Regions from separate parts of the Homo sapiens genome. Here all the other regions are linked to region 2. A link is a loop called in an ENCODE intact Hi-C map of the cell type or tissue named here. Cell type or tissue: mammary epithelial cell. All regions are shown on one strand.

What was found. Hi-C counts contacts between places; a loop is a spot of excess contacts. Peaks named below come from ENCODE experiments on the same cell type or tissue, not always from the same donor. Only the 100,000 strongest peaks of a DNase experiment are listed, where the experiment ranks them.
Region 1: a loop joins it to region 2, with 8 times the contacts of the local background. A loop is called at or near these places in 28 of 110 quality-filtered maps.
Region 3: a loop joins it to region 2, with 15 times the contacts of the local background. A loop is called at or near these places in 11 of 110 quality-filtered maps.
Region 4: a loop joins it to region 2, with 11 times the contacts of the local background. A loop is called at or near these places in 4 of 110 quality-filtered maps.
Region 5: it touches region 2 in a loop (15-fold over the local background); 109 of 110 quality-filtered maps call a loop at or near these places.

Annotation. Positions count from the first base shown.
Region 1 is chr11:32,295,425-32,300,424 of GRCh38, forward strand. No RefSeq gene overlaps it. Among named protein-coding and RNA genes, the nearest start is that of WT1-AS, 140 kb to the right of the region's middle. In mammary epithelial cell, a CTCF peak has its summit at 2,372 (motif pointing left); no DNase peak of the experiment used is centred here.
Region 2 is chr11:32,049,604-32,054,603 of GRCh38, forward strand. LOC101928385 (a long non-coding RNA gene) reads right to left here and starts at 3,718. Exons shown (of 2, transcript NR_188501.1): 1 at 3,544-3,718; 2 at 3,155-3,366. RefSeq lists an enhancer at 2,828-2,907. In mammary epithelial cell, a CTCF peak has its summit at 2,717 (motif pointing right); no DNase peak of the experiment used is centred here.
Region 3 is chr11:32,152,262-32,157,261 of GRCh38, forward strand. It overlaps the pseudogene THEM7P. Among named protein-coding and RNA genes, the nearest start is that of SNORA88, 11 kb to the left of the region's middle. In mammary epithelial cell, a CTCF peak has its summit at 2,256; no DNase peak of the experiment used is centred here.
Region 4 is chr11:31,234,286-31,239,285 of GRCh38, forward strand. All of the region lies in intron 9 of DCDC1 (doublecortin domain containing 1), which reads right to left. Among named protein-coding and RNA genes, the nearest start is that of DCDC1, 130 kb to the right of the region's middle. In mammary epithelial cell, a CTCF peak has its summit at 1,964 (motif pointing right); no DNase peak of the experiment used is centred here.
Region 5 is chr11:32,171,411-32,176,410 of GRCh38, forward strand. No RefSeq gene overlaps it. Among named protein-coding and RNA genes, the nearest start is that of SNORA88, 30 kb to the left of the region's middle. RefSeq lists enhancers at 4,080-5,000, 4,534-5,000. In mammary epithelial cell, CTCF peaks have their summits at 2,218 (motif pointing left) and 4,980 (motif pointing left); a DNase peak (open chromatin) is centred at 4,981; H3K4me3 peaks cover 303 bases.

The sequences.
Region 1 (5,000 bases), 250 kb after region 2:
TAGCCAACGTTAAGTGATGTGAGACTTACCGTATATAAATCTGATTTTATAAAAGCTTTCCACAAAGCATCTATAAAATGTTCATGGTATGTGAACATACACAGTAAACTCAGCCAGGATGTAGTATGGCATTTTAAGGCAGGGGAGTGGGGACAGGAGGCAGCAACATGAAGCAGCCTGTGTTTACATTGTTAGTATGCAGAAACCCACTAACTCACTTTACAATTTAAATTAAGCTGATTACACACAAACACACACACACACACACACACACACACACACAGACTTATTAATGTAGGGTCTTCCTGAATGGCATCTGTTTCAGTTATCTATTTCTACATAGCAAAATGACACAAAATTGAGTGGCTTAAAATAATAAGAATTGGCCATTTCTCCAGTTTCTGTACTTTGCTGGGCAGTTCCTCTGATGCCTTCCCTAAAGCTCACCCATCCTGCAACAATCAGTGGGAAGTCCAAGATGCCTCCTCTCTCAAGCATCTGGCACTCGGTGCTGGATGTTGGTTGTGTGGCCTCAGTTCTCCTCCATGTCTCCGCTTATCCTCTAATAAGCTAGAGCAGTTTCTACACATGGTGCTCAGGACAAGAACCCAAAAGGACTGAAGTGGAAGCTGCAACACCTCCTGACTTGCATAGCATCACTTCCACCACATTCTGTTGGTCAAAGCAAGATACAAGGCCACCAGATCAAGGAGAGGGGAAACAGGCTCCACCTTGATGGGAAAAGCAGCAGAATCTCATTGCAAAGGGGCCTAGCAGGAGCTGGTGCAGCTGTCTTTTAGGAAATGAGCTGCCACATAGGAAATGAGAAGCCAGGCGCAGACTGGGCTGGGCTTTCGCATATGACTTAGTTCTAAGAATTAAATCATAGCATCTGTGGTTAAAAAGAGAAAGCTTGAAAACCACTGCATTAAGCAAAAAGGCCAGAAAATACCATGAAAATAGGAGTGTGGAGCTTTTTTGTTCCTTGAATAAATGTCTTCCTGGTAGGAAGCACAGGATTCCTGAGGAAATGACATTTCTTCTCCATTGAGCAGACAGTGAAAGATCGATGTGACCAATGAAGATGGTGAGCAAGTGGGTAGGGCAGGCGGTTGATCTTTGCAGGAGCAGGTATCTGCAATTTGTCCTCATAGGGCAGATGACAACAGAGAGTGTGACGCTTGTGTGGAGACAATCAGGCTGTCCAATAAGAGAGACAGAGATGCAGCAAGGTGAGACTGAGTCCCCTGAAGTGGGAGGGAATGGCATCAAAGGAAGCAAATGCAGAAAGAAATAGGAGCTGCTCAGATGCCGGGATGTTCATCAACAGGACAAAAGGCTGAAAAGTGGCCCAGAAGGACTCTTCCTTCCTCTTCCAGAAAGAGAGCAGAAAAAATAAGAAAGACGCTTTGTCAAGATAGCAAAGCCATATGAACATAATCACTGGACACCAAGCAAATGACAGGAGACTCTATGATGCTCCAGCAACTCAAAAGAAGAGGACAAAGGAGAAAGAGAAGAGAACAGAGTGAGACTGAGGTTTATACAGTAACCAAGCCATCTCCTTCTAAGAAACACTTTCCAGCTCCCTCTATGTGGGCAGGTGGACACATAGAGGCACACTTGTATATGTGGTTTTCTAATTGGTTTCATTTTAGTCCATAGTAAAAGAGGTTAATTGTGCATCCATATTGTGAAAACATTCTCTATAAATGTCCTAATTAGGAACCCTAACTCGCTTTCCATTATTTCAAAACTGTCCAAATCTGGGTAGACCTAAAGACCATCTGGAACCTGGACTTATGCCCGGGCAGCAATGGATTGCCCTTCATTAGACCTCTCCATGCCCCATCTATTTGGGAGAAAGAAAGGGCGATGGAGAGTTACATGGTGAATACACTAGAAAATAGCATTCCCTGCTCAGACATTTGGTTTTATGATTTTATCTTCCTTGCAATTGACCATGTTCATAAAACTTCAAAGGAGATTTTTCCAGTGCTTTGGCTGTTTAACTGAGACATGCACTTACTTAAGTGTGCATCTGATGTCTGAATATATATGCAGAATACTTGTCCAGGAAACAACAGAAAGTACTGCTATTCTTTACTGTGTCTTTATTAAACTATTTTAGTTTGAAGGGAAAGCTTTTAAAAAATCAAGACTAACTTGAAAATCCAGAGGGAGGAATTGCCAATAAAGTAAAGCCACTCACACTGATTTATCACTGTATTTCTGCAACCATTGCTTGCTTCACTAGCTTGTCAGTGCAGTGGGTGTTGGGGAGCAGTCATCTGGATCTCACGTTGCACATAAAATCTGATATGGATATTAAAAGTCAATCATAAAGCTCCCCCAAGTGGATACTTTTTTAAACTACATGAAGAAACTCGCCAGAATCTCTATGATTGCAATCAAGATGGAGGCCTCAAATATGCTTTTGACGGACAGCAGTGGCCTGGCTTATCCATCTTTTTGTACATAATTTAATAAGATCAGCATCTTGGGAAAAGAATTCTATAAATGTTAAAATGGAATCTACAAAAACACTCTCCTGGCTTCCTTGGGAACGTAATGGGGCCTAGAAGCTGCCTGTGGCTATGCTAGATCTTACATGGCCTAAAAGGATCCAGGGATATAGTGATTTACAGCTGCTCAGGGGGGTAAAAACCCCCTGGAAAAGCTCCCTGGTCCATTTAATTGTGTTCTTTATTCCACTATCTGGGCTGATTATACTGAATTACTAGGCACCCCTGTTAAGCCTGTCACTTAAATTCTAGAACAAATTAAGTTTGTTGAAGGCTTTGCTCTTTCTCTCTATTAAAATATTCATATCTACTCTAACAACCTGATAAAAACTGGCTAAAAGCTTCGCTGCTATCCCCAACAGGGAGTGCCATTTTTAATGAACCCACAAGCATCATAAATAAAAAATAACTGTTCTTAATAAAGAATTGATAGATCAGCTCTGGCCCCAGATAGGTATCAAGGGGGAAGCTACACACAGCCTTGGGAGAATGTGTTCAGCAAATGAGTCTCCCAGAACCTAAAAGCCCCCAGCCAACCATCAAACTCCAAACAAAGGCTGAATCAATGAACTTCCTGAAGAAGTTTCCATAAAATAGCTGAGCCTACTGGGTCTTCATGGGGGTAGATGGCAAAGGGTAGCAGGGAGGGCCTTCCAGAGGTGTATGAGAAAGCAAGGGAAGGAGGAAAGGCTATGGCAGGGGGTTGGGGTGGGGGATAAAAGTCATAAAGAATATTCCTTGAGCATTTACTATGTGCCAAGCATTATCCTCCCAATAATCCTACAAAATGGATAGCATTATCCCCCATAAATGAAGGTAAATGGAGTTGCTGTAAGCAGCCTGAGGTCAGAAGCCAGTAGGTTGAGGGGTCTGAACACCAACCCAGACCTGACTCTAAATCCGAATCCCCAACCACGAAAGGCTTTGTAAAAGCTTTGGAAACACTGCTTAAACCTCTTCCCTCTTTCACTCCACTTATTCTGGGGGCAAAATATGGGACCTAAAGTCAGCAATCACAGCATTCACTTGCCCCTGGGGCTAAATAAGGAGGGGGCTTGGTAGAGACACCATTCCCCAGCCAGATCCTCTTCCAAATCTCCAAACACCCTGGCTGGGATGGCAGCCTCCTTCCTACCAAGCAGGACAGCAGCCTGCTCATCCAACTCCACCTCATGGCTCCAAAGAGAGTACTGGACATAGAATCCTAAGCTGCAGAAAATAAATTAAACAGACATTCTCACAAGACTTTGGAATCAAGGCAGAACAGCAACGCTAGGCTCTGTTGTGTATTGTGTGATATCAGACAAGTCATCTCACCTCTCTGAGCCTTCAAATGTGTCCATTAAATATGGATGGCAGCTTAACTGTTTACACATAGCCTTGTTCCAAAAAGGATTTAAAGCAGCCAATAACATCTATTTCACCAAGCAGTAGTCAGAATAAAATATAACTTTCTTAGCTATTTGTGACAAGAGCACTTGTGATGTAAGAGGGCCCAGCATGGTACCTGGCTGATATGGTTTGGCTGTGTCCCCACCCAAATCTCATCTTGAATTGTAGTTCCCATAATCCCTATGTGTCCTGGAAGGGACCCAGTGAGGGTAATTGGATCATGGGGTGGGTACCTCCTTGCTGCTGTTCTTGTGATAGTGAGTGAGTTCCCACAAGATCTGATGGTTTCAAAAGGGGCTTTTCCCCACTTTGTTCAGCACTTCTCCTTCCTGCTGCCATGTGAAAAAGAATGTGTTTGCTTCCCCTTCCACCATGATTGTAAGTTTCCTGAGGCCTCCCCTGCCATGCTGAACTGTGAGGCAATTAAACCTCTTTCCTTTACAAATTACACAGTCTCAGGCAGTTCTTTATAGCAGCATGAGAACAGACTAATACACTGGCTCACCAGGGGCTGGCAGTAAACACTTCTCTGCCACCACCCTGGACCTCTCACAGGTCTGCACTTCCTCCTCCTGACCTTCTGAAGGGGTTCACTGCCCCACTCTCCCAGGACCCCCACGACATTGCTATGCTTTCTTTTTCCCCACAGCTCTTAAATCCTTTCATGACCTTGTAGCTGGGATGGGGGTGGGAGAGACAGAGGAGGAGGGAGATCAAGAAAAGAGAGTTAAAACAATCCTAGCTTCCCTCACACTCTTCCAAGGCATTCGCAGGAAAAATGCATAATTATTAATAGCAAAAGTGCTGCTGTTATACTGATGTCCCCTGCAGGAGAGGTTGGTCTCACTTAACTCTAAACCTCTTTCCAAGTGGTAGGGGCAGGAGAGAGGGAGGCCTGATCTGAGGTCGGCCAATGTGTGATGTCTAACAGAAAACACAAGGGACCTCTGAGTGGGTGTTGTGGGGGGTGCTCACATGTCCCCAAGCTCAGGCAGTCCAGAGAAGCAAACCTTTCTTCTTCAATCTTGTTTTCCTGTCACTGAACAAAAATTCCTGATGCCACTTAGACACTGAATATGGCCT
Region 2 (5,000 bases):
AGTGTTATCCATGGACACAGGACAGGGAGTTCCTTGTAATGGAGGAGGCCCCTTCCCTTCCAACTTTAGAGAATGGTATATATTTATACTAAGCCAGCTTAGAAGTGTCCTCTTTTCCCCTTTTCCCTATACTACCCACACCACCAGGGGCTTCAGGTAAAACACAAACATAAGAGTCCCTGACAGCCTTTCACTCCCTGGCAGTTCTTTTCTCCACCCACTTTCTCATTTTCTGGGCCGAACTCTTGAATCCGGAGACTCCAGACTTATGAGAGATGCCTAGACTTCTCCAGCTTCTCTTTTTAAATTGTTTTTACTTCCCTCTCGTTCTGACTCAAATCTCATCTCAGGGACTGGAAATTGCTGTGTTAAATGATATTGTCAGCCTGGTCTTTGAAGGATGCGTTTCTAGGACCGTGGCCTCCCCACAGGTCCAATCCCATTTGGGGTGATTCTGCCTCTGCTGGTTCCACTAGCCTAAGAAGTTCTGGGTCCAAAGAGGAGCCTCCATGGGGGTTCTGGTCTGCTGAGAACCCAATCACTAACACAATTTAGAAAATAACCCAAGTCAGATAATCCAAATCTGAAATCCCATCCCCAATCCCTAATTGTATGCAGGGAAATGTCTTATTTTGACCATTTTCAAAAGTCACAGAAAGTGTGGAAATGATGTATGAGTGAGGGCTCAATTGAAGAAAATAAAATCCAACTAGTTTAAATGGGATCGTTTGCAGAGGCTAAATCCACTCCAACAGCCCTATTCTTAAATCTTTCGATTCCTTCTTCTATATTGGAGTTGGCAAACTATGGCCTGCTTTTGTAAATAACACTGCCACCTGTTTGTGTAAGCAAAGCTTGATTGGAACACAGCCACGCCCGTTCATGTACATATTGTCTATGGCTGCTCTAGCACTTCTGACAGTGGAGTTTAGTTACAGCAAAGACCTCATGGTTCACAAAGCCCAAAACTTTTACTGCCTGTCTTTTTTTCAGAAAAAGTTTGCCAATTCCTGTTCTATATTATATCAACTTCACTTAGCACAGGCCACCATCAGCCAACGAAGCTAACAACTGCTCCCATACACCCATGTGTGTACTTACTCTAGTAGCTCTGGAAGTGGCACCCATAGCAACGACTTCAGTCTGAACTGTAGTTATGCTCCTCCCTCCATGGTCTAGCATCCTCCACATCCCTTTCCACACCCATGGATAGGAGAGACAGATGATTTTTTTTTAGGGCAGCTGTAGACGCATCTTGGTTCTCAGACAGAGCCAGGAATATACAGCTCTGAGCCTGTCGTTTTCTTTCTGTAAACTCTCTTAGTCTGTTAGTTGAAGTCAGTCAGTCCCATTGTGCCGTTGGCAGTAGGGAGTCCTTTTCTACCATGAGGAGAATGTATGAGAAGTGGAGACAGTACAACTGGAGAGCCTGTACTGATGGAATATGGGCACCACTACTCAGCTCCAGCTAATGATTGTTACAGTGGAATGCAAACCTGTGTTGTCAAATCTTCTGATTTGTCAAGAGAGGCTGGAAATATTGTTTTGTTTTGTTTTAACAGGCAGTCATTGCACACTGAGGTTTAAGGCTTTACTTGTTGGTGATCTTGGGCAAGTTTGTGTGCTTTTCTTAAGCTTGGTGTCCTAAGCTGTCCAGTGAAAGAAAGGAAGAAAGGAAAGAAGGAAGGAAGGGAGGGAGGGAGAAGGAAGCAAGGAAGGAAGGGACGGAGGGAGGGAGGGAGGGAGGAAGAAAGGAAGGAAGGAAGGAAGGAAGGAAGGAAGGAAGGAAGGAAGGAAGGAAGGAAGGGAAGGACTATATCTTGTAAGGGTTTTGTGACACTTATGTGTGATAATTCATATCAAGTTCTAAGAATGGAGTCCGGCTTGTACAGAGCACATGATCAGCAATTGCTAGCCTCCTGTTTTTCACTAGGCACTGGAGGAGGCACTAGATGGGGATTCCATCTTTCTTGTCTGCCTCTATTCGGAGTGAAGAATGTTCTATTTTCATGGCAGGACTGCAGAGCCCACCTGGAAGAGAGCTCCAGGGTCCACGCGAAAGTCTCTAGAGCTCCTTCTATGACGGGGTGAGATAGACACACCCAAGGAACTGCCCCAAACAACATCTATGGCAGACTTTTGTTAGGGGAGAGAAATAAATAAGTAAAGAGAAAAAGAAGTAAAGCAGGAAGGAAAGAAAGGAAGGAGAAGGAAAGAAAGAAGAGGAGGAAAAAGGAGGGGAGAAACTAGACTCAGTAAAAATCAAAGCATAGAAACATTGTAATTAATGTATAGGAATAGACTGTAGATGTATGGTGTAGGAATATTAAAAAAGTACTAAGCAAGACTCATGTTGCAGATTATAATTAATAATAGGTAAAGGTATTTAAGATTTATTGTTAAGTTTAAAAAGCAAGTTATAAAATAATGTTTATTGAATGATATCAATAGCATATATGAATTTACATATATCCAACTAGAAAAAAGACTGGAAGGAAAGCCAACAAAATATAAAAAATGGTTATCTCTGGGTGACAGAATTATGGATGACTTTTGTTTTGTTTTACTTCTGTGAACTTCCTAAGTTGTCTTCAATGAACCTGTGTAACTTGTGTAGTAAGACAAAATGGGAATTATGAAAAATAATCATTTTGATTGCGAAGCCACTGGTTGGATAGCTGAACCCTGAGTTTCAAATACTTTTTCAATCTTCCAGCAGGTGGCGCAATGGCAATGTCCGCCTCCTTGGGAGAATTTCACTCCACAATTAACAGAATCTCAGATCTCAGCCCACGCCAGCCATGGAGCAGAGGGCTTATTCTCTGGCGGGGAGGGGGAACTTGAAAGAAAACACTCAAACCCAGAAGCTGCCCACACTCAGATTGCTGGCCCTATGGCTCAGTTCTTCCCACAGTAGGAGAGACAAGGTTTTAGGGTAAATGCAATGATACAGGCAGAAGAAATATGTTTTCTCTTCCTCCCTTACCCTCCCTATCCCCCGTAATTTGGCCCTAGGCAAAGTTCAAATTCGTCTTTTTGGTGGGCATTTCTAGATTGCATTGGATTTGCAGCTCATTCAAGCCCTAATGGTAAGTGAGAGTTTGGGCTCAAAGGTGAAGGAAAAAAGCAGATAATCATCTTATCCACAATGCTGTATGGTTAGAGGATCTTTAATGTAGAGCACACCTTGTGCATGAAGATGGTGGACATGCTGGCCAGCCATCGGCTGTTGGGGAGCGCTGAAGGCAAAAGGAGCCTGTGGCCGGGTTAACCAGTCTACCAGGAGTGAATGAGACAGAATCTCTCCAGGCTTGGACACCACAGGAGGCTGGGCTATTCATAGCCAGGGTACAGCCTTAGCTTGATCTGGAAGTGAAGAAACCCTCAGAGAAGTCAGCCGCACTCCATCACTTTGAATTTTGTTTTAAATCTTAAATTTGCCCACGTCCAAGAAAACCACTCCAAAGGGAATCCAGCAGGGGAAAAGCCACCAGAGTCCACCAAAACGGTCCACATTCCCCCCAGATCCACACGCACACATACCATCTGGAAACAAGTAATGCTCTGGGCCTTCTATGCTATTTCTCAAAGCTCTTCAGTAAGCCTCCAGTGCCCTTCTCCGTAATGACATGGAAGAAAAAGAAAAGAAACGAGGGAAGAAAGAAAGGAGGGGAGGGAGGAAAAGGACTACCGCAGCTCATCTTGGCAGAAAGAAGCTAGCAGACTCCTCCCTCCTTCCCCAGAAGTTTTCACTTACTGATTCATCCCCATTGTGATCTAGATGCCGTCACAGAGGACCTGCTTGCATGGGGGCACTCACCTAGGTTTTGAGAAAAGTCAATCAAAGCCCTTGACATACAGGAGCTTTCTATTTCAGACAATCCAGATGATCAGAAGAAACCACATAAAATGACAGGGAACAAGGATCTGGAAGTAACTACATGTGTCTCTCCCTTCATCCTACAGATGTTCATTCTAACTCTCTCTCTCTCGGACACACACACACACAGACATATGTGCACACGAACACACACATTCCCTGGGGTGCTACAGTAGTAGGGAATGCATGCTATGGTTTAAATTTGTACCCAAGATTTATGTGTTGGAAACTTAATCCCCAGTGCAACTGCAGTGTAGGGGGGTGGGGACCTTTAAGAGGTGATTAGGTCATGAGGATGCTGTTCTACTAGACTAATGTCACTTTCATAGGAGTAGATTTGTTATCAAGAGAGTGGTTTGTTATAAAAGCGAGTTTGTCCCTCTCTTGTGCTTTCTCTCCCTCTCCCTGTCTCACCCTCTTGCCCTTCACCATGGGATGATGCAGCAAGAAAGTCCTTCTCAGATGCTAGCACCTTGATATTCCCACTCCCAGAACCGTGAGAAATATATTTCTTATCTTTATAAATTATCCGGTTTGTGGTATTCTGTTATAGCAACATAAAATAGACTAAGACATCACACAATAAAAACAGCAACAAAATAATGAACACATATAAGGCTATATACTAACAAGTTTAGCTTAAAAGTTAAGCACTTTGGAGTCCCTCGGCCTGGGTTTAAAGCCAGCCCTGCTGCCTTCTAGTGGAACATCTCAAACAAATTACCCAAAGTTTTTGAATCTTAGTCTGTACATCCGTTAAATGATAATAATAATAATGGCTACAAGTCACACTATTACAGAGAGGATTCAATGAGATCTTGCATATAGAGCCCTTGGTGCAGTGCCTGGCTGTGACCAGCACTCAGTATGTATTGACTATTGCTGTTTTCTGAAAGCATATTGATAACGGGGCAGTTTGGGATTGCCAGGCTGGAGTTTGTTGATGGAAAGGAAATTTTATCAAGGGCAGTGATGTCCAGTGACAAGACTGTTTGGCACTGAAATCATTTTACAAGGAGCTTCAGTATGCTTTAAAATAGAACCCAACACATTCTTGCCACAGGGGTCCAAAGTGGCTATCTGTAAAAAGCAGTGTGATTAATTAGCTGAAAGGGTCAGG
Region 3 (5,000 bases), 100 kb after region 2:
ACATCGGGCTATTCAACCTAGGTGAATTTAATGACTCAGGACAGGTCGGGCGATGAATGTCCCTGTAAATCATTTATAATTGCAAACATAAAAATTAAAAATCAGTCTGAAGAGCAAGATAACGTAATGGTAATGACAAAGAGCAGTAATCTGAAGATAGCGGCTCCTTGCTTTAATCAGGCCCATTCGAATGACAGAGCGCTCAGCCTCTGGGGGATTGTTCTGGAAACAAAAGGCTGGGAACCTACTTCAGTCTTTAATGACTCACTACGATAAAAGAAATTAACTGAATTTTCATATTATAATTATAAAACTTAATAGGGAATTTTTTCCTCTTCATACTCTTTATTTTTCTTCTAGTTGAGATAAACCAACAGACAGCCTATTCTCCTTACAAGGATGACTTTAAAGGCCAGTGATGTTCAGCCATGTCACACTGAAAGTCCAGCTAATAAATTATGTCCAAAAAGAGGCGCTGCCAGTGCTATAAAAGATAGTTTCTGGAGGCTTTGAGAAATTTTAAAAAGTCCTTACCTTATTTTCAGTGTGTATATGATACTGTAGCCCTCCAAGTCAGCCAGATCAAGAAGCAGATAAGCAATAAAGCATCAAATTCTTCTCTCCGGTGCTTGTGAACCACAAATTGAACATTCTCCTTCCCTTGCCTTTTCTGCCTGGTAGACATTTAGTCATAGTTCCAGGTCTAATTTAGGTGGAACTTCCTTTAGGAAGCTTTCTCTGATTACCACCCTTCCTTCCTCTTTTCCCAGAACTTCCCCCTTCCTGGCGGCTCATTCTCTCTTCTGGGTTTCCTCTGAACCCTAAACACAGACCTAATCCTGGACTTATCACACTGTGTGTCTTACTGTCACAGGAGTAGGATAATTGCATTCTCTCCTACAAAGCTATCATTCTTTTGAGGAGAGACTATGTAGGAATCATGACCAACCGACCCTCCAAACACATGCCACATTGTGGGCATTGAATAAATATTTGTTGGCTGATTGAGATCTATCTTAATTCCAGGTTTAACCTGGGAGAAAAAAGTGAGGGCAGAGTCAAGAAAATACCAAGCCTTTAGCACTGAAGAATAAAAAATACAAAGAGAGATAAGGGGTAGGGGCAGTCAGTACATAAGCTTCCTTAAATAGACACACAAATACACAATTCTTGCTCTTGATAATAAGAAAATAAACATGGGGTATTTTCTCTGGAGCTTTTAAATATTTCCAAGAGCCCTTGATAAAATTACAGTATTTTCCTGAGCAGCTGGGGTGACATTGCTCCATATAATTTCTTCTCCACGTGAATTGTATTGTGACATGAATGAGTAAGAATTTTTCAGTTGCAAGCAACAGAAACTGACTTCAGTCAACTTAAGGGCAGGGGGAAAGTCAGAGGTAGATTTTGTAGTTAGAACATAAAAGCATCTCACTAAACCGAAGGACAGGAATGTGGCTGGGAAGCAGGAAGAGCTGGAACTGGGAACTGGGAAGTTATCTCTTCAACAGGAGTTTCCTCTCTCTATTCCATAGATCATATTTCCTTGAGTCTCTCTCACCCTCTGTGCCAACCTTAGTGAACATCAGAATCCCCCAGAGGGCTTGGTAACCTGCAGGTCGCTGGACACCTCCTCCAAGTTTCTGAATCTGTAAGTCTGGGTGGGAACTGAGAATGTGTGTTTCTGACCAGCTCCCAGTGATGCTACTGCTACTGATCTGGGCACCAAATTTGAGAACAATTTCTCTATATCAGCTAGTGTACAGGGCAGGAAGAAGGTCAATGGAGCTGCCACATTTGCAGGTCACAGTCATAGCCACCAAGAGAGACTCAACCTGGTCCCACTTTCAGCTTCCTGGGAGACAGAACTCATTGCCCCAAGTGGACTAAGAATCTACCCTGGGCCCATCAGCTCTGGCTAGACACATGGCTGCCCCCTGAGCACACTGAGCCATTCCCAGGGAACAGGAGCTGGGCAAGCCACCCAATGTGACTGCCATGAGACTCAAAGGAGTCTTGCATTTTTACTGGACTAGTGGAAGCCCAGGTACCTTTAAGACAGCAGAAGCTCAGAGTTCAGGAAACTCCCTCTCACCTGAAACAAAACTCAGAACTACTCCCATCTCTGCAAACAGCAGCTCCTGTCAAATGTGTGAGGGCAGGAAAGAAGTAGGGCTTCCTTCCCATGTGACACTGCGGCAGAGGGTTGAAGAACTTGGTCTGCAGCAGTGGTTCTTAAGCAGGGGTGATTCTGCCCCCTAGGGACACTTGGACATTTCTGGAGACAGTTTTAATTTTCACAACTTGGAGGTGAGGAGTAGGGCTGCTACTGGCATCTAATGGATAGAGACCAAAGATGCGGGTAAACATCCTACAATGCACAGGACAAGCCCCATAACAAAGACTTCTCCAGCCCAAAATGTCAATAGGGCCAAGACTGAGAAATTCTGGTTGAGAGCCTAAGAGATCCTCAAAAAAAGAAAAGTTATGGTCTTCTCCTCCACAGCATGGGTGACATTGTTCCACATAGTTGAATCCCAGTCCCACCCACTGAGTTAGAGCCCTACACGGCTGCTTACTGGCTGTGGGAACTCAGGCAAGCCACAATCCCTCTAAGCCTTAGCTTCCACATATGTAATATGGGACACTAGGGCTGTTGGAGGGAATTTAATGAATTAATAGCCATAAAGAACTTAGCCCAATGCCTGACACACAGTAAGCACTCCATACACAATAGTTATGTATCAATGTTATTACTGTTGTTATTATTATTATGTATTTGTGATTGGACTCATGGAGGAACTCTGACATTCCTCCCTGACTTGGGATAGATAGCTCAATGAATTCAGGAATTATTGTGAGGGTGGGAAAAAAGGAGGCTAAACTCTCATGGAAAAGAATAAACGGGGTGGCAGTGGGGTTGGGAGGAGCCACTCATCTTAAAGAAAGGAGACACTAGAACCTGCATGTGGCATCATTCTGCATCCTCTTTCCCTTTCACAGCAAAGTGTTTTTACGTTGGCACTTTTCATACTGAATTAGGGAAAGTAAATATTAATAGGAGATGATACTAATCACCCATGACAGAAAATTCCCACTCTGATCAAACTTTCATAACACATTAGGAGCAAAAAGCCCTCTCCTGCCTCTTACAGGCCAATCTCCATGTTGCCCATACGCGATGGCAATCACAAGCGTCTGTCCATCTGCAAAGGCTCCTTAACACAGGCCAATGACAACATGCAAACCGAGATTGCACTGCAAATGCTCACTGCCCAAGTGCCAAGGCCAGCCTCCATCACACGGTCAGTGGTAACCGTAGTGTCCTTGATGCTCCTGAATGCGGGCACAAAGCTCTGCCTATCCAGGGGAATCACTGTATCTTGGCATTTTAGAGTTAAAAAGACCTTGGAAATCTTTCAGACCAATTCACTCACATTTAAGCTATCAGTTCATGGAAGGGACTAAGTAAATTTATTTAACCACAAGGTACTAAATCTTCTGTAGGAACCAGACATTAGGTGGAGCAGCGGAATAATCTGAAGGTCTTTCACTTCTAATGCAATTGTGGTAGACAGCCCTTTAGGAGAGTTCTGGGCCAATATCTAGCTGGACTTTGTCACATTTTATTTTTTAGTTTGCTTTGATTCAATTTGATAGTCTCTGTCATTTAATTGATTAGTTATATTTCTTGAGATACTGAATTATTTCTGCCATCTTATTTTGTGTGTTTCTGTTGGTTATCCACTTCTTGACTTCTTTCCCCTCATTTTCTGGCTTCTTTTAGATTGACAAAGTTTTCTATAATTTTTCTTGTTACATTGTTAGTTTGGAAGGTATAGAGTGTATTTCTAGTCTTCTAATGGCCATCCTTAATCTTTTTTTTTTTTTTGTCTCAAAAAAATGAGACAGCATCTTGCTCTGTTGCCCAGGCTGGAGTGCAGTGGTGTGATCACGGCTCACTGTAGCTTTGACCTCCTGGGCTCAAGCAATCCTCCTTCCTCAGCCTCCTGAGAAGCTGGGGCTACACCTACATGCCACTACTTCGAGCTAATTTTTTAAAAAAGTTTTGGTAGAGCCATGGTCTCACTATGTTGCCCAGGTTGGTCTCAAACTCCTGAGCTCAAGCTATCTTCCTGCTTCCTCCCACAGTGCTGAGATTACAGATGTGAGCCACCACATTCTGCCATTCTTAGTATTTTAACCAACTTACTTAATTCTACATTTGTACAACAAAGTCCCAAATTGCTCATTATTTCTATCTTCCTCCCAAATGTGACATAAATCTTAGTGGGCAAAAATGGTCATATTGCCTTGAAGCCTAAAATATTTACTCTCTGGCCCTTTAAGAAAAAGTTTGCAGGCCCCTGCTCTAGAATAATAGTTTAGTGGGGTGGAAAAATTATAGGTTGATGGTTATATTTTTCAACACTTTGAACATATTCCTTCAATGTCTTTGGCCTTTACTGTTGCCCATAAGAAATTATACTTTATGTATTACAGTTTTACTATGATGTGTTTAGCTGTGAATTTTTCTTTGTGTGTACTGCTTGGAACTCAGCATACACTATACATAAGGTGATCACGCCTTTCTTCAGTTTCTTGTCAGATACTGTTTCTCTGCTATTTCTTACATTGGAGTTCTTGATCTATATATTATATCTCTTAACTTAAAAAAAATAATTGTTTTGTTTTTTAAAATGTCCTCTCTGTTAGTGCTGCATGCTACTAACTAAAGCACATGTTAACTCAGTGCTATCTTCCAGTTCACTAATTCTTTCTCCAACTACATATACTCTAAAGTTTATACTATTGCTTTTCTGGTTTGGTGGCTATATTTTTTATTTTCAAGGTTTCTAATTGGTTCTTATTTCATTTGTTGGTTTATTTTACCTTTTATTGCTTGCTTGACTTCCTTATTTGACAGCTTTGCAATTACCTCCACGAAGATGACCCCCAATCAGATCTTCTAATGGCATTTCAGGGCTCCTGTCCCATGT
Region 4 (5,000 bases), 820 kb before region 2:
GTTACATTAATTCCCACCTTTTGCAACATATATAAAATAAGAGCAAAGAATGAATTTTATTATTTGAAAATCAGAAGTTTGTTGTAAGATTGATGTTTACTCGAACTAACGCTACTAACAAGAAGTGAGGAAGCCACTATATATGTCTCTGAATAAAATAAAGCAAAGCAATGATACCCAAGATGTTTACAATTGCTTTATCAATCATTAGTCAGACTTCTCAAGAACCAAAGATCTTAACTAGCAATCATTGACAACACTGATCCATTTGAATAGTAAATAGAAAATACTAGTCAATCCTTAAGAGAGTTGGTTTTCCTCCTACTAAGAATGTGTATTCAATACTGTTTTAGTTCTTCAAGGAAAAAAAATTCATATTCTTGTCCGTTCACACGAACCTCTCAGTGAGCATTATTGTTTTCGGAGGAGGGGGCAGGAGGCAGGGGGCCCAGGATGTTGACAGAACAGATAGGATGTCAGGTGAAGATAGAATGCTATGCCCTCTCTAACCAGCTGAAGACTCAGCATGATTGTTTTCTTACAAATAATACCTGTGGGTGTTGAAACTGTTCAGGGAATCTATCAAACACACTCTTTCACTTTGCTGCTGTAACTCTATAAAATTTATTCTCATTTCAAAAGAGTCATAGGCAATAATACCTGTAGGTGGTTGAGTAATTTAAAGAACATTTGTCAGGTCTACTTTCAAGTACTTTGCCTGGACAATTCTATCTTTATTTGGAGTTTTTAAAATGCAATATTTCTACCCAATATGATTAGAAATTTCCACATAAGATATCTTCATCTAACTAAAGAAGGATATCTTCATCTAACTAAAGAATGATCTTAAATATAAGTGGGGATATAACATTAGGATGTCTGAGAATAAATTTTTGGTCAGAAAATAAAAATAAATTTAGGTTATAATCATTTCCATTTTTTACAATTATGGAAGTCATTCACACACAGACATAAAAAGCAAATACATCAACAGTGTATTAGAAAAAATGCATTAATAATATATTAATGCCAAATTATTCATCTCAGGGAAACTTAAAGTGCCTACCTCTATAAACTTAGAAAAATGGTCCATATTCTGTAAAGGGAGAGTTGAGTAGAAAAAAAAAACACAACTTTCCTTGTTAAGTCAATCTGTATCCATATTAAGTTTACTTTATCTGTATTATAATTAAAACACTTAAATTGGGATTTTTATAAAATTTTCTATTCAGTCACAAGTACAGAGGATAAATGATTTTTAAATATTTCCATATTAGTTCATTCAAAAAGTATTATAAAATGAAACAATTTAAATAATTTTTAATTAATCAAGAAAAGTAAGGTGATAACTAATATTTTTAATATGTTGATAAAGATGGAGACATATTCCTAGATGATCCCCAAATGGAATTCACTTTTCATCAAAATGTTCAGAATTGCATAAGCAGAAAAGTCTATCTTTCCTTTATGAGATGCAGTTTTTAAGTTAAAAATATTTATTTTAAAATACCATTTGAAACGTAAGTTGGCCCTTATTCTTTGGAGAAGGTTTAACATTAATACAGATAATTTTTCTAATTGAAAGACACCCAGCTGAGATGTCAATAAAGCTCTCTGGTTTTACAGAACTGAATTACCATGTAAAAAAGAAAAACCTCTATTTTTTTCCAAAGTGAATTATTTAATAAATAGTTTTCATGATAAAAAGTTCAATTTTGAGCTAGAGATACATATTTGACACTTGGTAGTATAATTCTAAGAGAATTAGAGAAAAACACAGATTTGAAAATTTTCTCCTGACCTAAACAGCTTTATGACAAGTCAAATGAAATGTTCCATGAAGATAAATATGTCATGGATAAATGATGGAAAATAAACACTATTTCAATATCACTTCTTATTTTATTCCACTGTCACTTCCCCCCTCTCTGTAATAATTACCTATGCACAAACTCTAGATGGCAATATTGCACTTACTGTACTTTTGAGAAAATTGTCACAGTCGATCTCCACATATCCTCTTTATCAACATTTTATGTGCCATGGATCTATAGCCTCTTATTATAAGTGTAATGAAGCAGAAGTTATTGAAGCATTTTATTGATTGCTCAGATCACAAGTTTACTGCCATACTGAATTGGCACCTTACTCACTGAAGCAAACTGCTGACACCTTTTTTAAAAAGTGACAACTACATCTATTTCATGACCAGAAATCCATTTTCATCTCTATCAAGACAAGAATGCAATTTTCACTTCATTTAACTGATGTTAGGCCTGCTCAAAGCATGACACTTAGAAAGAGACACAAGTTTAAGGTTCTTAAAATACTTCAAGTAACTAGAATGCAGCTTGGTTTCAGGAAAAAAAAAATCAACAATCACTCAAATCTACAAACAACCTAATATTCTAAAAAAAATTACTTACCAGAACCTTCAGAAGTAGTTTTCATCTCGAAATGACTATCACACTATTTTCATGTTTTTAATAGTATATTATGTTTATATATTATAGATTTTGTTCCAAGGTTTCAAAGGATAATTAGGAAGTTTGTTAAAAACTGAAATATTTTAAGTGTTGTCACAGAAAGGCTAAGTCAAAGAAACAGCTCAATTTTTAAAGTATATACAGAAAATGAAATAGAGATAGTTATTCATTCAATGATGTAGAACCAATAAATTATTTTAATTGACACAGGATCTGAAAAGACAAACTTCAAGCACTTCTTTTTTGAAAAATTAAAATACTAAGATTCCTTTTAAAATACTTTATGCAATAAACAAATTTTGTCAATAATAAATGTAATTCAAGCATATTTTGAGATGAATCAATTCTGGATAGAATTATATTATACTATTGTTTGATACCTAATTACCAAACTTATTGAAAGTGTGGATAAAGTGAGCCAACATTAACTTACACAATTTTTTAAACAAAATCTAAGTGCTTTGGTAGAGCTTAGTTTTAGTATGTTAACAAAATACATTTCAATTTTAAACTGCAAAAACAATATATACTCAAGCTAGATGGTTATTTCCTCATCAAATAATATGCCCACAAAATAAATCTGCAATATTGTTACAATTTAAAAAGTAAAACCTAATTTTTGAAATAGAAATTCAGTACCTGAGATTGCTAAACACAATATGCCAAATATAGAACTTTTACATATAACATATATAACAGCATCCAAAAAAGTTAACTTGCTTAAATTAATAAACAAAAGAGACTACATACATGCAAAAAAATTTAAATTTAAATCACTCGGGCCAAAAATTATATAAACCTCAACAAACTTTATTAAGTAATGATTTACTACAAATAGCTCAAATACACATTTCAAAATTAAAATTACAGAAATAAAACATTTTCCCACAACTTCAGACATAAATAGAAATTGCAGTGTTTTTCAATACACTACCAAAGTTTAGAAAATACCCCAAGAATTTAAGAAATATTGGAGAATACTTTGGTTTATTTATTTTGCTTTAAGTAATCAAATCAGCTAAAATTTAATATCAAACAATCATTTTATTCCGAAGTGCTAAAAACTAGGAGTAGAATTAAAAATTCCTTAAGATTTCTTAAATTCACAGATTCACATTTTTTCATGGCTTAATGAATTCAGGGGCTATGACTCTTCCTAATTAAGATGGTGCTTACCATGATATAATAGATACTCATTTCCCTTTTTTCTCTCTGAATTTCAAAAATAACTATGCAATCTATAAGAACTGTTAGGCCATACTGTGAACAGCTTTAAATGATTAAAACTGAAAGTTTATGAGTGCTTTCAAAAATTGTATTTAAAAAAAAAAAAGTACTATGCATTCTTATGTAAAAGTCTCCAGGAATTTTGTTGGTTGGCGGGGAAATTCAAACTTGGGAAGACATTTTCAGAAATGAGTGTTTCTCAAAAATCACATTTGTACTTAACACTGCCCATCAGCCATTCTGAGTCATTACTTGTATAGCTGCCTGGCACAGCTCCATGCACGTTTATGCATCTTTACAGTGTTTCTCAACAGACTGCCATATTTTGTTTACTGACAGCAACTAAAAGCTCTATGTGGGATGATAAATAAAGAACATCATGTTTAAAAATCACTAATATCATTTTAAAAGGTAGTGCAGCCTTGTGTTTTGGCCTCTCCTTAGCTGTGTTAGGCCTATGAATGACAGCTTCCCTGCTTGAAGCACACAGAAAGCACAGCCTTCCTCATTCACTGACAGGACTGTGGCCTTTTCACACGTTCCTTCCACAGCAGTGTTTGTCCCCAAACACTAGAACTCGACACAATGGCATTCCTACTTCAACACCCCCACCAACAGCACCACTACATAACAAGAATGCTAATGAGATGGAACGGCCCTGTCGCTGAAAGTGTTAACTACATTTCATAGGAATGCGTTTATGCAATTGCAAAGATTACCAATTAAATAGATTCTGCTTAGCTCCAAGCAATTTCCAAGATGCTTCCACTTTTAAGGAAATAAATGTGATAAATGTATGTCTAAGTGACTTTGTGCTGTTCTAAATAAAATATCTCATTTTAATACACACGAATCAGTATATATTTAAGACCACCCTAATGTAGTGTGCTTAAATCAGTTGCATGCTATAACAGCCAAGCTAAAGTTAAAAATTGAAAAATGAGTAAGTTTGTAAACATAAAACCAGTAGCCCTGACTTTTCTTTTAAAGCTATATTATCGCAATTTATTTAAAATAAATTTCCTTTGGGAATGACAAAATTTAAAGCTTATATTTCGACAGACATCAAGATAATATTGTTGTTTTTATATGTGGTCTCAAAAGTGAAATAAATTGAAATAATATCAAGAATAATCTAATCATACGATTTATAAACTTTAATTTGTTAAGGAAATAGGAATCATCATCTACCTCCATTTCACCTATCTAAAGATTCTTTAAAACAATCTTATATAAAACTAAATAGAAAAGGCTATACCAAAGGTCAAATGAAGTAAGTGTAGTTGA
Region 5 (5,000 bases), 120 kb after region 2:
AAATCCCCTAGATGGTTGGGACTGAGGTGAGGGGTTGGTGGTGAGGGAGTGGTTGAGAATGAATGGGATGCTAAAAGATGGCCTAAAAGCAACAATGCCCAGTGCGGAGGATTCAGAGATGGAGAAAATACACGAGCTCACTGATGCTCTGGCCAAGAGAGACATCTAAGTAGCAAGAGCACACGTGACCACACATAGCGAAAGGAAGTGTGAAGTGCTGTGGCACAGAGAGGAAGGGGCAATTAATTTTCCCCAGGGGAATCAGGGAGAAATATAAGAAATTATATTATATTAGATTGCAAGTTGTTTTACCAGAAGCTTCCACCGAGACAATATTTAAGACCTCCAGAGACCTAGAGAAATAGTGAGTAGGAGGGCAGGAAGATCACAGGATTGTTAAGTCCCAATCCTCCGAGCCTTAAAGAGTGGCTGATCCGGGAGCGGTGGCGGGCTCCTGTAGTCCCAGCTACTTGAGAGGCTGAGGCAGGAGAATGGCGTGAACCCAGGAGGCGGAGCTTGCAGTGAGCCGAGATCGCGCCACTGCACTCCAGCCTGGGCGACAGAGCCAGACGCTGTCTCAAAAAAAAAAAAAAAAAAAAAAAAAAAAAAAAAGAGTGACTGATCTGTGTTCATGGATGGATGAGTCTTCCCTTCGCTGCCCCGAGGACCTTTGAGTATGTCCCCTCACAGGCCCACGGGTTCCTGTTCTGCTCGATCAAAGCCCAGCCAGACAACACTGTGTCCCAGGAAACAAGAAGTTTAGCAGAGAGGGACTGAAAGTTCTTGTTTTGAAAGGATGCAGTGGGTTATTTCCTGCCACGCTATTTTGTTTCTAGCAAAAATTTTAATAAACAGGCTTTCAGAAGAAGGGACTACATCCTCTCTGCTAGATAGATTTGTTTTTGCCACATGGGTTTCAGTGTTCCTAATGAACTGTTAACAAGCTGTCAATTACACGCACAAATTAGGAGAGATGACATGGAGAGGTTTCTATCACAGAGTGTACTCCTAGGCTGCAAACTACAGACCCTTAGGGCCGAGGGCCTTGCCTTTGGACTTTCCAATGATCCCTTTGACCCATATGGGAAAATCATTGCAATTAGGTCCTGGTTTTGGAGGGGAGGGAGGTTTGAAGACCTAAGTTAAAAGTAAATTTTTTTTTTTTCTCACTCCAAGTGCTGAAAATTCTCTTGGTTTCTAGCAAATCAAACAGTTAATTCTCTGCTGCAACATGTAAACCTGTTTAACTTAAATGGGTGCTGACAGAAGACTTCATTCTGTGCGACTTTTATTGTCATTTCTTTTCCAGCCAATTGGCTCTGTAGCCTTTCTGCTGTTTATCAAGCCCCTCTTTGGGCTTCCGGGAATAAACTCCACACAAAGGAAGAAAACTGTGCAAGCAAATAACAAACTTTCAGTGTAATTATTCCTGCTCTCTGCCTGTCACTCCTTCCCAAGAGAATCTCCAGAAAGTCCCACTTATTCGAGGAGCTCTCAATCTCCCTGGCCTGTTTGAAGTCAGGAATGTGATGCTAGGGGAATGGTTTAGAGCGCCGTCGGCAGTGCTGAGGAAAGCCAAGTAGGCTGGCACATTCTGGGTGGCGGCGTGCCGTTCTCTAGGACACAAAGGGACATGAAAGGTTTTCCGCAGACCCGAAAGAGAAAGGAAACAAAAATCAGAAGTGCTCCCTTGGTGAGAATTGTTGGCAGGGCTCCTCTCACAGAAATCGGATAACAAAAAGACCAGTTACTGGTTAACTTTAAGAAAGAGCCAGCCACGCCAGGGGAAGGGCGCACATTAATAGTGAATGAAATGACCGTGTGCACGGCTTTGTGGTCAAAGGATCCGTGGGAGATTCTGGAAAGGAGGCTGCCCAGAGGGGCTGTCCCTAAACACACGGGGCTGATGGGCCACAGTTGTTCCCATTTCACTCCCATAACGTCAATCGTTTCCCCAGAAAGCCATGGGAGACTCTGTGGGCTGGGCCCTCAGATTTGCAGGGCTGATTCCTGGCCAGCTTAGGTACCCTGTGACTCAGTTTCCTACCTGCTGAAGAACTGGAATGAGGCTGACAATCCCAAAATGAAAGGAGATGCCCAGTGGCAGGATCCCTGGTCCCAGATGCAGAGGCTAGGACTGGCTGGGAGGGCTGTGGCCGGCAATCAGGACGCTGGAGGCTCCGATGGTTTCTTCCCTTTCTGGGGCACTGCTGCCTCCTGCTGTCCTGCCTATTAAATCTCAGGTTTCTCCCTCCACCCGGCTAATCAATCACCACCACCCTCTCCCTGGAGACTTTTCCTTGTGTCACCCAGGGTGCCATCACACATCAGGTCCCTCTTCAAGTCTGATCTTAGGTTCTCACTCTACTCTATCCTGCTGTAAGGGAGGAGTCCTGAATTTGGATTCTGAAGGCTCAGGCTCAAGTCCAAGCTCTGCCACTCACTGTGTAACAAGGAATATATTTCTTCATCTTGATGAACTTTGCTTCCTCTTCTGAAAACAGAGATTGGGGAGGATGAAGTCTCTGTGAGGTCCAAGTGAGATCATGGGAAAACTCTGTAAACCAGAAGGCAGTCAACCAGAGGTTTAATTTTATTATTTACTTATTATTTATTGAAACAGGGTCTTACTCTATTGCCCAGGCTGGGTGCAGTGGTGTGATCACAGCTCCCTGCAGCCTCAACCTCCAGGGCTCAAGCAATCATCCCACCTCAGCCTCCTGAGTAGCTGGGACTACAAGAGATTGCCACCACACCCAGCTAATTTTTATTTATTTATTTATTTATTTATTTATTTATTTAGTAGACACAGGATCTCCCTATGTTGCCCAGGCTGGTCTTGAACTCCTGGGCTTGAGAGATGTTCCTGCTTCAATTTCCCAAAGTGTTGAGATTACAGGCATAAGCCAGCAAGGCCAGCCTTAAACCAGAGGTTTTAAATTTGCCTCTATCTCTCTCTTTTACTCTTTTAGCAGTGGAACCCTCTTTTCCAAATTAGATCTTAAGTGGAGCCCCAAAAAGGCAGAGCGTTCTGGTAGAAGCAGGGGCAGAGCCCCCAGCCCCTTGGCCACACCCTCCAGGTTCTGGTCCCTACCCCATTGCTGGAAAACCACTGCCCTTGAGGAATATTCACTATTAACTATTAGCAATCGAAAGTATTTTGAAAATAAAGCCCCATGCTATTACTGAAAACATGAATAAGAAGATTAGAAGACAGCCAAACAATGCCCTTCAAAATGTCTGTCCACCTCCTTTTCTTTTTTCTTTCCTTTTTTTTTTTTTTGTTTGAGACGGACTCTCTATCTGTCGCCCAGGCTGGAGTGCAGTGGTACGATCTCGGCTCACTACAACCTCCGCCTTCCGGGTTCACACCATTCTCCTGCCTCAGCCTCCCAAGTAACTGGGACTACAGGCGCCCGCCACCACGCCCAGCTAATTTTTTGTATTTTTAGTAGAGACGGGGTTTCACCATGTTAGCCAGGATGGTCTCTATCTCCTGACCTCGTGATCTGCCTGCCTCGGCCTCCCAAAGTGCTGGGATTACAGGCGTGAGTCACCGCGCCCAGCCCTTTTTCTTTTTTCTTTTCTTTTCTTTTTTTTTTTTTTTTTTTTGAGACAGGGTCTCATTCTGTCACCCAGGCTGGAGTGCAGAGGTACAATGGTGGTTCACAGCAGCCTGACTGCCTCAGCTCAGGTGATTCTCCTACCTCAGTCTCCCAGGGTAGCTGGGACTACAGGTATGTACCACTATGCCCGGCTAATTTTTTGTATTTTCTATAGAAACAGGGTTTCACCATGTTGCCCAGGCTGAACTCGAACTCCTGGGCTCAAGCAGTCTGCCCACCTTGGCATCCCAAAGTGCTAGGATTACGGACATGAGCCACCATGCCTGGCCTGACTCCCACCTCTTTAAACACAATTTTTTTTGCAACCTGGTATTCTTTAAGTTTTCCTTGCAATGACTCCTATTTCATTTGTCATATCACCCATTTTCTCCTTGTCTGATACTCATGGCTACTTATCTTTAAAAGTGGTATCTTATGTCCATTTCGTGACTCACCCCTACACACACTAACATGCATGCACACATACACACAATTAAGAGCTACCTAAAAGTATAAATTTCTTAAAACCATTCTACAAAAATGAAAAATGAGCTATAGATCCACTGGTAAGAATCCTTTTGAATCTCCCAACAATCTCTACCACCAGTCACATTGCCAAAAATGACCACAGACAATTGTCCCCATCTGACTAATGTCCTCATCGTCAAGAATGGGATTTGCTGGCAGGTTTGGATCTGACATGAGTTGCAACACCCTGATCAGCTCGTGGGGCCTAGGCCCTGTTTTAATTCAGAGCTGGTATTCCTGCAGGATTCCCCACTACCTTCCCCTTCACTCTGCCGGTTTCATTAGGCAATTCTTCCCGATCTAAACACTCACTGTATGGTAGGTTGCAAAGCCACAGTCCCTACCCCCAGCCCCAGAGAGGCCCAGAGGGAAAGTCAGCAGGTACAATTATAGCTTTCACATGTCCTTCTGGAAAGAGGAGTTAAGTGTTATTTTATATATTTTTCTCAGCACCGTGTCAGTGATTTTCTCGGGAAGCACAAGGCTCCTGCTCCCCCCGCCCACATACAATGAAAATTTTATGGAAAAGTTATCCAGAGGAAGGATGGCAACGTTTTGTTTTGTTTTTTCCTGAAAGCCATGTGGGCTATTTTCTACTGCATACTACTGTCAAGAGCGGAATCACAAATAAATCTAAGAAGCAAGGAGAGGGGTATAAAATATAAACAAGGAAGGAAAGAAAGAAGGGAGTTAGCGAAATAAAGAGAGCTCCACATTTATTAAGAAAAAAAAGAATAAATTGGTTTTTTTTTACAAGCGACAGAAATTGGCCTACAAAGGGCCTTTCCTACTTGCATCCCCAAAACCAACCCGCCAAGCTATGGGCATTCATGGCTCTCTTGTGCCCTCTAGTGGGCAAAGGTGGTC